2 separate regions of the Homo sapiens genome follow, and region 1 is linked to region 2. The links are chromatin loops, found by intact Hi-C in ENCODE. Cell type or tissue: gastrocnemius medialis. All regions are shown on one strand.

The links. Peaks named below come from ENCODE experiments on the same cell type or tissue, not always from the same donor. Only the 100,000 strongest peaks of a DNase experiment are listed, where the experiment ranks them.
Region 1: it touches region 2 in a loop (2.7-fold over the local background); 1 of 110 quality-filtered maps calls a loop at or near these places.

What each region holds. Positions count from the first base shown.
Region 1 is chr1:18,763,050-18,765,549 of GRCh38, reverse strand. No RefSeq gene overlaps it. Among named protein-coding and RNA genes, the nearest start is that of TAS1R2, 95 kb to the left of the region's middle. In gastrocnemius medialis, no CTCF peak of the experiment used is centred here; a DNase peak (open chromatin) is centred at 999; H3K27me3 peaks cover 1,046 bases.
Region 2 is chr1:18,680,566-18,683,065 of GRCh38, reverse strand. The region is part of intron 4 of PAX7 (paired box 7); the gene reads right to left. Among named protein-coding and RNA genes, the nearest start is that of PAX7, 51 kb to the right of the region's middle. In gastrocnemius medialis, CTCF peaks have their summits at 1,273 and 1,472 (motif pointing right); no DNase peak of the experiment used is centred here.

The DNA.
Region 1 (2,500 bases), 82 kb before region 2:
TGTCAGGCAGCGCCATCTTTACTCGGGGTCTCCTGTGGAGCTCCCAGCTCTGCCATGGCTGAGCAGACCTGTTGAATCTCTGCCCCCTGCACCCTACCCCTTTCCCAGCCTTTCCCATCTCAGTTAGTGGCCTCCATGTCTCCCCAACTGTAAAGGAGCAAAGCCGAGGAGTTACTCTCCATTCCCTCCTTTCCTAACCCCCACCATATCCCAATTCATGAGCAGGACCTGCTGGCTTTTCCTCCAAAATGTGTCCTGAATCTCTCTCCTCTCCACCTCATTGCCACCACCCTGTCAAAGCCACCATTGTCACTGAGCCCCTGGCTTCTTGCCTGTCCAGCTTCATACGATAGTCAAACAGACTTTTTCTAAGTCTGATTATGTCCCTCAAGACCCTCCATGGTTTTCATTCATTCTTAGAATAAAATCTAACTTCTTTGCCAGGATCTACAAGGCCCTTTATTCTGTGGCCACTGTCCATTTCACCCTTCCAATCTCCTATCACAAATGTAAGGCTGATTGAGTAAATGGATGAATAAATGAATGAATGCATGGGGAAGGGCCTAGACTGAGAATTAAGAAACATGGACTCAAGCCCTGGTTACTCTGGGACTTTGGACAACTCCTGCTTGTCTTGTCAAAGGAGTCTTGGAGGGGGTAAGTTCCATGCCAAGGTCATCCAGTGGTAGCTGAAAGAGCTAGAATTTGAACAGCTGCCCATCTGGTTCCAAAGCTCATGATGTCCTCGTCGTGCTTTTTCTCTGAATGTGCTTTCTATCCCCAGATCCCTCCTCTTGTCTCCAGGTTGGGACCAGAAGCACATCCAGCTGCTGCCAGAAATCCCCACCTGACCCTGCTTTCGGGCAGGGAGCTGGGCCCCCTCGTGCTGCAGAACCCTCCACCCACCAGCGCCTGGCCACTCCCAAACCAGCTGCAGAGGCTTGGAGAGGACACTTCATAAGACAAAGTGTACCCAACTCAAAAAGGGCGTGCTGCCACATCCAGCTGTCTTCCGGAAAGAACCAGATCAACTGCTACTCTGCTGAAGATGGAAAAAATCCCATTAATTTCCTGAGTCTGGACACAGCCCCAGATGACTGAAGCGTCAATCTCCCAGCCTCTGTGCAATGGAGCTAACCCCCTCCCGATCCTTTCTCTAATCCAGGGTTTCTCAACCTTGCCACTGACATTTTGGGCCAGATAATTGTATGTTGAAAGGACTGTCCTGTGCCTCATAGGATGTTGAGCAGCATCCCTGGCCTCTACTCATTAGATGCCAGTAGCAGCTCACCCACCCAACTGTTATAGCCACAAGTGTCTCCAGACATTGCCAAATGTCTCCTGGGGTCAGTAAGACAACAGATTGCCCCCAGTTAGGATTACAGTAAAATTGCCCCCAGGTAAGAACCATTGCTCAAATCTTAAGCATAGCTTGATCCGGAGCTGTTCGATGTTGCAGGATAATAACCCCTACACTGGACATTACTTATCCACACTGCAGGCTTCTAGTGATCAGTAACTCACATGGAACACTTATTAAGTGCCAGGCATCCCACATCTAACATAGATCAACTCACTGACTCCTCACAGCAGCCCTTTGGGGCAGGTACTCTTATTACTCCATTTTACAGATGAGGAGACTGAAGCACAAGAGGTTCGATGAGTTACTCAGGGTTATGCTGTTGACAAACTACCCCAGAAAGCCAGGCTCTCTGCAGGGCATGTGCCCGCATTTATGTGCTCATTGAATCCTAACTACTTTACAAGTCAAAGTGCCATGATGTGTGGATTTCATAGGAGGAAACGGAGGCTCATGCAGTTTCCATGAACTCACCCAGTATCCCATAGCCATGGCAACTGGCAGAGCCAGGGTTTGAACCCAAAGCTTATGGTGAAGCCCGTTATCTTCCCACTACTCCTGACTGCCTTTTAGAGATGCGCAAATACACTTTTGGCTTGACAGATGCTTAGAGATTTTATTCACATAGATAATAAGTGAAGATTTATTGAATAGTTATTGATGTCCACTCCATGCGAGGTCCTGTAGTTAAGAACACAGGCCCTTCCTTATCTTTTAGAGACAATGCTGAACTATCTAAAGATGATGTGAGGTCTGGAATTTGCTTCAACCTAACCCAGGGTGTGGAGGAGTGATTGGTGGGGGGACACATGAAATGGGATGGGTGGTAAGCTGGTAACTGTGGAGGCCGGTGATGGCTATGTCTTTAACTCTTGTGATATTTTCCATCTTACGATGACTTTTAAAGTGTGAACACTGAATTCTTGTCTGGGTTTATGCCCTGGCTTCACCACCCAGGGTGTCATCTTGAATACTTTTCTTTGCTTCTCTAGACCTTGGTTTCCTCCTCCCTAAACTGAGCATAATCATTTCCAGCTGACAGGGTTGTTGTAAGGATTGAGTAAGATGACCCAGGACAGTATGTGGACCACCTGCACAGAGTGAGGACCTGGCCAATAGCAGGACTCCTCAGGGCTCATA
Region 2 (2,500 bases):
GGTTTCTGGCTGTAGCTGACCACTTTCCTGACCCCCATCCACTTCCCCCACACAGGTACTCCCCTGTCCTGGTGAGCAGGGACCCCAGCCAGGTGCCCTGCCCCACCCAGGCAGCTGGGCAGCTGTGCAGGGACAGGTGGAGAAGGGGATTGAGTGAGGGTACAGGAGCAGGGAGGGGGCTCTGCATATTCCCCTTGAGACCAGTCCTTGAAAGATGGGTTCTCCATCAACTCCCTAGGTCCTGCCTACCCCGCCCCCACAGCCCGGCAGCACCTCCTCTCTCCCCTTCCCAGGCAGACCCAGGAGGGGCCGAGAATGTCTTAAGGCCACAGCACATCTGGGGAGTCCATTATCTCCAGCCCTTGGACCAAGGCTAAACCACCAAGTTGCTGGCCCCAGAGGAGGGGGTGGCAGCTCAGAGTCTCAGGGACTTGCCCAGGGCCACTGCCAGAAGGTGGCAGGGTGGGATTCTAATGTGGGGTTTTCTAGGGCTGGAGTCCCGCCCACTTCAGGCTGCTCCTCCCATCCCCAGTTCTCCACTGGGAAGAAGACAGGGTGAGCTGGCATTGATCCAGGGAGAACACTTCTTGCTTCTTCTCGAAGGAGATTCTAGAAAGGGGGCAACATGGCTCCTCCCCCTCCATGGGGCCCAACAGCTGGCAAAGGGCAAGACTCCTCCATGCTGATGTCTGAAGGGTCCCACCGGCCCCTAACCAGAACCTAGGCCTCAGGCTCCATGGCCAGGTCCTCTGGCTGCCCCAGAGGCCTCCTGGGGGCTAGGAAGCATTGGCAATGTGAGGATCCAAATATGCTCTGTCTGACTCCAAATCCTACACTCTCTCCCAGTGACTGAGAGACCCCCACAGGTTCAATTTCACTCTCCCAACTCAAGGAGAGGAGGGAGGGAGGAGAGTGTCTTTAGGAAAGCCAGAGTTGGACTCTCACCTTGTTCACAAAACTTGACAAAACTTTTTCTCCAGGGAGCTCCCATCGAACCCCACCAGGCCGGATTTTAAAATTCTAAGCCCGGCCGGACATAGTGGCCCACACCTGTAATCCCAGCACTTTGGGAGGCCAAGGTGGGTGGATCATCTGAGGTCAGGAGTTCGAGACCAGCCTGACCAACATGGTGAAACCCGTCTCTACTAAAAATACAAAATTAGCCAGACATGTTGGTGCATGCCTGTAATCCCAGCTGAGGCAGAAGAATCACTTGAACCCGTGAGGCAGAGGTTGCAGTAAGCTGAGATTGCACCATTGCACTCCAGCCTGGGCAACAAGAATGAAACGCCGTATCAAAAAATAAAAATAAAAATAAAATAAAATAAAATAAAATAAAATAAAATAAAATAAAATAAAATAAAATAAAATAAATTCTAAGCCCTAGGTAGATGATTTGCACCACAAAATCTGATGCAAGGGGAAACTGCAGTGGGGCATTCTCTGATCCTGGCTCTCTGCTAGCAGCATGGTACTGTCCTTAGACACTAGAGGGCACTGTGTATACATTCCTGCCAGGAAAGAGCCTTTCTAGGAAGAAGGAAGTAGTACTGCTGGAAATGGTACTGTGTAGTTGCATGGACAGAATTCAGAGCCCTGTATTCTCGTGGCAGACCCAGAGCTCTTTCTTCTGCGCCAAGCTGTGAACCAAGCACAAAGCACATATGGGAGATGAAGCAAGAGGTTGAAGTTGAAGATATCATGAGGACCCTTCTAACTTGGTCTCTTTAACATGCTGGTGTCCTGTGCAGCTAATATGGAGTTTTGGAAGGGGTGGCAGCTGTGAATTAGTGAGGAGGATGAGGTGGGACATTTTAAGAGGGCACCTTGGGGGCAGGGGCAGGCCCACTCTATGAGGAGCTCAGCTCAAAATCTTTTTTTTTTTTTTTTTTTTTTTTTTTACGGAGTTTTGCTCTTGTTGCCCAGGCTGGAGTGCAATGGTACAATCTCAGCTCACCGCAACCTCCGCCTCCCAGGTTCAAGCGATTCTCCTGCCTCAGCCTTCCGAGTAGCTGGGATTACAGGCATGTGCCACCATGCCTGGCTAACTTTGTATTTTTAGTAGAGAGTGGGTTTCTCCATGTTGGTCAGGCTGGTCTTGAACTCCTGAGCTCAGGTGATCTGCCCACCTTAGCCTCCCAAAGCCTCCCAAAGTGCTGGGATTACAGGCGTGAGCCACCGCGCCCGGCTCAAAATCTTTTACACTCTTCCTGTGACTTTAAGTCCATCTTGAAATTACTCACTAGTTCTCATTCACTTCTCTCATGGGTTATTTCAATCATTTACTCATCCAAGTTATTTAAGCAGCAGGGAGAGCAACGATTGTGCTGGGCAGAGCAGAGGTCACTATGCTGCTCCTGAAGGGCTTGCCCGCTTGGTCCTATCTTACAAAGTGTGGTGGAGGTAGCAAGGGCTGGCACTGGGGGAGAGGTGAGAAGAGTAGAGGCAGTGAGGTCAGACGGACCTGGGTTTGAGTTCGGAATCTGCCTCCTACCAGCCA